Linked DNA regions of Homo sapiens: regions 1 and 2 are each linked to region 3. Evidence: chromatin contacts called from ENCODE Hi-C data. All regions are on one chromosome and are shown on one strand. The core of a region is the stretch at or near the end of the contact, and the rest is flanking DNA. Distances in the headings are between cores, read along the strand shown.

Evidence for each region. A loop is a pair of places that touch in the nucleus more often than their neighbours do. Pooled maps may share reads with other maps.
Region 1: a loop to region 3 is called in a pooled map, with 2.7 times the contacts of the local background. The contact joins the promoter of SKA1 here to the promoter of SEC11C in region 3. A Hi-C loop is called at or near these places in 2 of 50 pooled maps.
Region 2: a pooled map shows a loop between it and region 3 (4-fold over the local background). The contact joins the promoter of CFAP53 here to the promoter of SEC11C in region 3. A Hi-C loop is called at or near these places in 3 of 50 pooled maps.

The regions. Positions count from the first base shown.
Region 1 is chr18:50,373,612-50,376,606 of GRCh38, forward strand. It overlaps SKA1 (spindle and kinetochore associated complex subunit 1), which reads left to right and starts at 1,435. Exons shown (of 7, transcript NM_145060.4): 1 at 1,435-1,583; 2 at 2,209-2,307. The coding sequence starts at 2,220. It overlaps LOC105372114 (a long non-coding RNA gene), which reads right to left and starts at 1,267. Exons shown (of 3, transcript XR_935466.3): 1 at 984-1,267. RefSeq lists a silencer at 1-222.
Region 2 is chr18:50,264,972-50,267,806 of GRCh38, forward strand. CFAP53 (cilia and flagella associated protein 53) reads right to left here and starts at 1,524. Exons shown (of 8, transcript NM_145020.5): 1 at 1,365-1,524. The coding sequence starts at 1,433. It also overlaps a transcript of MBD1 not described here. RefSeq lists enhancers at 928-1,773, 1,120-1,249, 1,420-1,489.
Region 3 is chr18:59,138,486-59,141,266 of GRCh38, forward strand. It overlaps SEC11C (SEC11 homolog C, signal peptidase complex subunit), which reads left to right and starts at 1,399. Exons shown (of 6, transcript NM_033280.4): 1 at 1,399-1,550. The coding sequence starts at 1,464. RefSeq lists silencers at 829-878, 1,299-1,438 and enhancers at 989-1,078, 1,159-1,258.

The DNA of each region.
Region 1 (2,995 bases), core at 185-2,684, 8.8 Mb before region 3:
ACAAAAGATTTTTTTCAGTCTCCTTCGCAGATGGGAGTGACCAGTGAGAAGCAGATGGAAGCCACTGGGTGTGGCTTCCAGCACAACGCTCTCAAAGTGCTGGTTCTGTTGGCAGTTAAGCCTATTACACATGCCTCTTGCTCGTTTCTGCTGCCTGGGAGAAAGACCTGAGGACAGGGGCTGGCAGCCTGAAGGTCCAAGTGCATAATAATAGCGCAGTGGAGCCAAGGGATGGACAGAACCTGGCGGTGCCACCACTCCAGCCTTGGGTGCTTTTCCCTCCTTTTCAACAGGGAGAATTAAACTTTTGTTTTTCTTATTTTAAATTTATATTTGCTCTTAAGTGGCAGGCCAGGTCTCACTAACAGCTGAACAGACAGGCCTCCGTAACCACTGTTTCAGCACTAGTTAAGTTAAATATTAAAAGCTGAAAGAGCCAGTGTCTTTATAGAAAGGCTGGTATGTAACAAAAGCCCACCAAGAGTTTTGCCCAGGCCTTTCCTGGTCCTTGAAGCATGAGAAAATAAAGAAGGAATTCTTAACAGGACCTGTTCAAGATTAAACAAGTTTTTATTGGGGGTCTGAAGAAACTCCCCCAGACCTCCACAAACAAGTTTATCGGGGGTCTGAAGGAACTGCCCAAACCTTCATGATTTAGCAGGAGACAAGATAAGGGTAATCACCTCTGGCACCTGCAGCCATCTAGATTAAGTAAATTTACTTAAATAAAGACCTTCCTTAGGACTGATCTTAGTTATAGATTAGAAACAGTTAATCATTTACGTCTTTACACACATGCACACTTACATGTAGACAGATAGTTTAGAAGGTATATAAGCTCTGGAAAACTTTGTAATTTTGAATCGATTTGGCGATATTTTCCAGGCCTTTTCCCTGTACCCGGTTACCGAAATAAACTCTTCTTTCCCAGTTCATCATGAGAATAAGCAGCCCAACCCCTGGTTTGGCCCGGGAACACTTACAGAGGCTGTCTAAGACCCAGAAGACAGGGTCACTGTTTCTTCCACACAAACTTAGCTGCTCTTTGGAATTTTCTGGGGTGTTTTTATAAATACTAAGGCTTGTGCCTCATTTCCCCAGTGTCTGATTTCACCGACTTGGGGTGTACTCTAGGCACTGAGACTTGTAATAGCTGCCCCTGGTGACTCTAAGGTGCAGCAAATGTCAAAGACCAGGACTTGGTGACGCCAGGTCCCTGGCTGGGCTGCGGTCAAGACTGCATGACCTGCTGAAATCTCCCCAGACTGGTTAGCGCGGAAAGAGCACCTCCGGGTTACCCTTTCGTCCGGAAGCCCCGCCTTCGCCGTCGCCCCGCCTTTCCCCGGCTCGGCCACCCCTCCTTCCCGCCCAGCTGTGGCCCCGGATGACGCAAACCGGGAACAGCGGCTGAGCCTGCGCTTCGGAAGCATGGATGTGCGCCTGCGCTGCGCTAGGGCGCGGCGGGCGGTTTGAATTTTGCTTACAGAGTCCCGTCTCACCATCCTGGGCTTCCAACGGAGACTGCGGTATCCGCAGCTGGAGACCCAGCGGCGAGTAGCCTTTTGCTCCCGGACGGACTTGAGGTTGGAGTCTGTGTGTTGGGGACCCTGCCTTTGGAAGCGCCCGAGGTAGCTGCTTGGCAGCTGGGGGCCGCGGACCGCGCCGGGCTTGGGGGAGGACGGGGCTGGAGGCTGGGTTGGATGCTTTAGACCCTCCCCTTCTCTCTCACCGGCGGAGTGGGTGGGAAACTGGTTCTTTCCCATTTCTCGGCCTCCTTACCGATCCCAAACTGTAAAGCCCCAACCCCTCACAGCACAGGAAAAATGATTACCTGGGCCCATTTCTTTGACAGTGTAACACATTTTTAAAAAATGTGTCCTTATTTTGCGTGTTTAAAGAAAATACCAATGTTGTCTTTATATACAAATAGTGCGTTTGTCCTCCTGAATCCTTAAGGAAAGGACCCAGGCTTATCCTCTTTCCCCTGGTTTGGGATCCATCGATGGCCTAAGGCTCTAAGACAAGTCAGTACGGTACCGTGGTTAGAAACTGAATGTTGTAGAAATGAAAGAAATTGCTCTTGAATTTTTGTGCTTAACCTTCAAAGACATGTGATTTACTTGACATTGACCATTCTTGGATTTCGAAAGTGAACAGAAATTTGTGTGGCTTTTCTTGTTACGAATATGTTTATGTTTTTTTCTTCAGAGGCTTAAAGGATGGCCTCGTCAGATCTGGAACAATTATGCTCTCATGTTAATGAAAAGATTGGCAATATTAAGAAAACCTTATCATTAAGAAACTGTGGTAAGTAAAACAGATTCCACTGACTTTGTATATACAAAATGCATTTTGATTATTCCACTCTGAATGATATCTTTGCTTGGTTAAGTGACTGCATCTTAGGTAATTTTAGATTTTTGCATAACGATTTTTTAAATAGTCCAATGTCATTTTGAATATTGTGGAGGATACTAAAAATGTAAGGTACATTGAACAATGAACTGAATATTCATTAGAATTATTTACTTATGTTTTTCTGAGACACATAGGCCAATGGTGAGATTTGAAGGTTATGTGGCATCCATGGTTCTACAGCTAAATAGAGATACAGTCATGCGTTCCTTAATGATGGAGATGTGTTCTGACAAAAGCGTTACATGATTTTGTCGTTGTGCAAACATCACATCATAGAATGTACGTAAATGTACACAAACCTAGATGGTATAGCCTACTACATATCTAGGCTATATAGCCTATTGCTCCTAGGCAACAAACCCGTATAGCATGTGACTGTACTGAATACCTTAGGCAAGTGTAACACAATGGTGAGTATTTGTGTATCTAAACATAGAAAAGATACAGTAAAAGATTAAAAATGGAACACCTGTATAGGCCACTTACCATTGATGGAGCTTGCAGAACTGGAAGTTGCTGTGGGTGAGACAGTGACTGTGAGGGCCTAGGACATCACTGTATACTACTGTAGGCTTTA
Region 2 (2,835 bases), core at 274-2,773, 8.9 Mb before region 3:
CCTAAAGAAGGAGCAGGTCTATAGGTTGACTGAAGTTTGCTATGTGCACTGTGGAGCATAATAAAACTGTATCACTGATCTTTCATCCATCAACTGACATCACAGACAATATAGCACATCATTATTTACCGTGCTAACCTTTAGTGGTTTCATTCTACCTAAGTTTTTTTTTGCAATTGGATTACAAGTTGAGCACCCCTAATTTGAAAATCTGAAATCTGAAATGCTCCAAAATCTGAAGCTTTTTGAGCACCCACATGATGACATAAGTGGAAAATTTCACACCTGACCTCATGTAAGGGGTCACAGTCAAAACACAAGCAAACAACACATATTTATTCAGCATCCCCAAGGGGAAAATAAAATTACCTTCGAGGTAATGAAATATAAATAAATTCTGTGTTTAGACTTGGGTCCCCTCCCCAAGATATTGCATTATGTATATGCAAGTATTCCAAAATCCAAAAAAAAAATCTGAAATCCTAGACATCTCTGGTCCCAAGCATTTCAGATAAGGGATACTTGACTTGTATAAGCTCCTTGAAGGGAGGGCTCAGGCTTCAATAAAGAGTTAACCTTCCAGGATCATTGTATCCACCCCTGTATCTCCCACAATACTGCGCACACAGCAGGGGCTCAAGCAATAACTCTGCCTACATGTTAGTTTTCTGGTGGGTAGAAACTAATTTGTAGAAACAAAAAAATCTACATGTATGGACCAATAGTGTCTGAGGTTCTCAGCAGGAACCATCAAATTCTGCAGCAAGCACATTTTCCTGGCCTACTACCACTCCAGCCTTAGAGGCAGGCACCTGAGTTTTTCCCAGGTCTGAAGGGACACTTCTGTCCAGCAATGGTTACTGGTTGAGTTGGCACAGGAAAGGCGTTGGGTGCTATAACCACTCACAACCTAATTCCCCTTCCTCAGACGATTTTCCTAGGAGTGAAAGACCAGCTCCAAATCATAGGCCCGCCCTGCCCCCAGATCTGTCTCTGGGCCGGGTGCCCTTTCCATAACACACACTCGCCACTGCATGGGGGACAGACATCCTTCCGGTGTCTTGGAGACTGAAAAACCCTAAGATCCCTAGTGGTGATTCTCCAAAAACAGAACCTAAATATTATAACTTTGGGGGCAGATGAAAGGCTGTAAGGATGAAAACAGAGGGAGATGAGTGGGTGAGAGGTGGGGTAGATAGGTGAGCGACCTTATCTTCCTTCTTTCAAAATTCAACCCACTGCATCAGGCGACACCCGTTCCCCTCGAGAAGGCCCCGGGTGGGGGCCGAAGTGGGATAGGCCAGGCCTGGAGTGCGGAGAGATGGAGAAAGCTGTAGGGTCTGGCAGACATATCCTGTGCTTACCACGATCACCACTTTGGGGGTGGGGCCCTTAACCTCCCGCTGTACGGTGCCAAACCGCTGGCTGTACATTTTCGAGTCCCCTTCGGGACGGGGGCGGCGTCCGCCGCGTTTCCCCCAACCGTGGCGACCTGCGGGACCCGCTTCCGCGACGCAGAAGTCTGGTTGCCATGGTGCGCCTCGCGGGATTAGGGGCCGGTAGAGGTGGGCGGGTCGGGCGGAAGTCGGTCTGGTCACCATGGGGGCCGCAGACGCCTGCACTCGGGACTTCCTCTTCCAGCTGAGAAGCTGAGCCTGCGCAGTCCTCACCCCGCCCCTCGGCCAAATCCCGCCGACCTTGCTCCCTTCCTCCAGGGTTCATCAGAATGGCAGAAAAAACCTCTAGCCCAAGAAAAATCAAAGCTCTAATTACAATTCCAGTTGACTTTGCTATTTATATCTTGTAATGGTCTAAAAGTATGAAAAAGGTTAGCGAACATTTTTTGGGAAGCTTAAATTTTGCACTATCTGTAGGTTAATCTTGATGACGGTAATAATCACAGGAAAACCTTATATTTGTGTAGTTCTTTACAATTTCCAAGATATTTTCACACACACAGCCTTTTAACCTCACAGATTTTTTCTGAGACAAGGTCTCGCTCTGTCGCCCAGGGTGGAGTGCAGTGGCGTGATCATGGCTCCCTGCAGCCTCGTCCTCCTGGGCCTCAGCCTCCAGAGTATCTGGGACTACAAAGCCTGCGCCACCACGCCCTGCTAATTTAAAAACAAATTTTGAAGAGACAGGGGGTCCCGCTATGTTGCTCAGGCTGGAACTCCTGCTCCTGGGTTCAAGCGATCCTCCCCACTGCCCCTCCCGCCGGCCTCCCAAAGTGTTGGAATTACAGGGTGCGCTACCGCGCGTGGCCGCAAATATCTTACAGGGTTGATAGAATAGCAAGTAATACTATCCTTATTTTCCAGCTAAGGCAAAGCTCAGGGAGCCTAAGTGCCTTGTCAAACCAAATAACCAGTAATAATAATAATTTTTTAAAACCTGTTAATAAAATCTTCCTATTTGCCATTGGCAGAAACCAGGGCTTAGACTCAGGATATCCTAGGATGGGGGCAGATCAAATGGACTAGTGGGGCAGTGGCACGACCTGGTGGAGCATAATTAAGAGTCTGAGGGTCACAGTGGACCAGGGTCAGGATGTGGATCAGAAGTCCAGTAACTGGTTTCTGAGAATCAGGATCCAGGCAGAACAGGAAACACAAATCAGGGAACCAGGACGGACCTGCAGCACAGGTGGTAACCACAGTTGCATTTCCAGTCAAGAGCAAGGTGGTAATACCTAAAAGCCAATTAAGAATGACACTGTGATACTCCCATTCTAAAGTGGGGGTGAGCATAGAACACTTGTGAGCACATGCAACAAATCAGTACCTACGTCAAACTGACATATAATAAGTACAACTAATGTGTATGCCCTCTTAA
Region 3 (2,781 bases), core at 149-2,648:
AGTGGATGGCAGTATTCCCAGAAGCCATTTTTTACACGAGGATGGCAGGAAAGACCATGAACCACATAAATAAATTCACTAAACTCAAACCAAATGTATCTCCAACTCGTTTCCTCCTTAGCTGGATCCCCAAAATTCTCCTTGTCCCTCCAACAGGAGGGGAAATGTAATGGAGGTGAAGTTGGAATGCAAAGAAACAGAACTCTTAACCAATAGCAATTGCAATATCTTGCTTTTGAAAGTTTTACACATTCTATGGTTAAGTTTCTCCCACACCTTGGAAAAACACCTTTGCAATTGAAGGGTCCCAGAACTTACCTTTCATTAGCTTCATGGTAAGTCAGCTTCTGGTATATTTTAAATTGCAACCTGATCCTTTCCCCCAGACCTCCCCATTCAACTTATCTGCTTTTCCTGTTGTCATAGCACCTCCATCCTTTAGGTACCGTATAAATTATCCATTATGTCTGCCTTCGGTAGAATATAAGCTTCATGAGGGCAAGAATCTTTGCTTGTTTTGTTAACTGATGTTTCTCAAGTGCCTAGAACAAGGCCAGGTGCATGGTAGGTGCTCCATAAAGATTTGTGGATAAATAAATACAATAAAGAATGCATAATGCATACACGAGTGAGTGAATGAACCAAAGGTAATCTAGGATCAGAACTGTGATGATCTAGGACTTCTAAATTTAAAACTTTGAGTTATATTCCACTCATTTCCACTTAACCTTGGCCATGTCAATGAACCTTTCTGGGCCTTTGCTTTCTCGTGTATGAAATTAGGTGGTTATGTATTCATTTAATTAATATCTATTGCAACCCAATTATGGTCAAGGCATTCAAAGATACTTCCTTGCATACAAGTGGTACCACTCAAAATGCAGAATTCAGCGGCCTCAAAAGTCCCGCCTCTTCCAAGCCCCGCCCACCGCAGTCCATCTTTAGGCCCCGCCCCAATTCGGCTCAGCCCGCCCCAGCGTAGAGGCACCACCTTTCCTCGCTGCAGTCATCCAATAGCCAAGATACACGGCTAGGTGATTTGCGAGCGGGAGTTAGGTGTCCTCTTGGCGCCTGACCAGAGTCGGGAAATTCAGCTCCTCTTGAGTAGTCCCTTCCCCGAGTTGCCCCCCGAGGTATGCGGGGTCACTCGCTGCTCGATGTTCCCTCCGAAGGGTCGGACAAGGCTCCGGAGCCCTGTAGCTGCCCTCCCTAGGAGCCCCGGGTCTTCACTGGCCGAGGTGCCCACCCCGCAGCATTCTGGGAGTGGTAGTTTTCTTCCTTCAGGTTCATTCCTGGCTGGCCAGTGCCCAAGACTGGCGAGACTACGATTCCCAGACGCCCAAGCGAGTCGCCGGTCACGTGGCCGCAAGGACGCTGGGCCGGTGGGCGGGGGCCGGCAGGTGCTCCGCAGCCGTCTGTGCCACCCAGAGCCGGCGGGCCGCTAGGTCCCCGGAGACCCTGCTATGGTGCGTGCGGGCGCCGTGGGGGCTCATCTCCCCGCGTCCGGCTTGGATATCTTCGGGGACCTGAAGAAGATGAACAAGCGCCAGGTGACGGAGGAGGGTGGTGAGCGCGCCGTGGCCGGGACCGCCTGTGCTAGCGGGGAGTCGGGGCTTCCCAGTCAGGGCTCCGGCTCCCAGTGAATGCGGCCGGGCGGCCACCCGAAGCTCCCGCGCTGGGCTCTCAGGCCCTGGGTTCTACGCCTACGTGTGGGCATGGGTGTGCACTTCCTTGCCCTGACAAGAGCACAATTAGGGGAGGGTGCAGGAAAGGGGAGAATAGAAACCCCGTGCCATGGAATGTCAAATGTGGTTGAGAATGCCACAGCCACGCTTGTGGGAGAGATGACTCGGTGAACGACAGCTCTCTGAGCGTATTTGAAGGGCCACCCGGTGAAGAGGGAACCGATTTCTCTGTGGGGCTTCAGAGGCCTGACTGCCGGCAGGTGGAAGAGGCAGAAAGGCAGGCGAGAGGGAAGAACTTTCCTACAACGGGAGCTGTCCAGCGATGCCTCCCAAAGCAGTTTCTTCCCAGCCTGGGCAGTTGTTTTTCCCCTGACCGTGGGTCGGGACTAAATAATGCTCCTTGTGCCTAGAGAGCTCACAAGCTGTGCGCAATCATTGTGGACTCAACCAGTGTTCCCAGCGAGATTCCAGAAGCCTTCTCTAACTTCTGAGATGGCTGCACTCTGAATATAGGAGGCAGTGTAGGGTCTTTGGGCAGCTGGGGTGGTTGAATTCCCTCTCCTTTGTGAGAGGACCTCAGAGGAAAACGTTCCTCTTGCTCTCTTTTTAGCCACTTATTGGCCATCATCACTGTCTTTGGGGCCTTATCTCTTCACTATAAGGTTAAGAGTGAGTAGGGATTGGAAAGGAAGCCCTCTCAGTCAGGAAAAATACGACTATGTAGGCTTCTAGGTAGAGAATTTGGGGGACCTGTAGGACCTGAATATCACGGTGGATACTAATGCCACTATTGCTACTAATAAATTGTGCTAAGAAAAATGGGACCTTCCAACCAGGGAGTTTTGATTGTCTTTGAAAATGGTATTAATCCTCATTATTTTGATGGCATCCAGTTTCATTTGCTCCATCATGTTGAGATGTGGGGTGGTGCCCATGGGAGGTCACAGCTTACTCCTTTAGGCATACGTGTTTTTCCCCTCTCACTCTCCTCCCCCTTCCCCAAGTAGAATTTCAGACTAGTGCAGTAGTGTGGGAAAGTTTGATAATTTCTATTTCATCAACCGTGTTTAGGATGTGGTAGTGTCTAGGTGTGCAA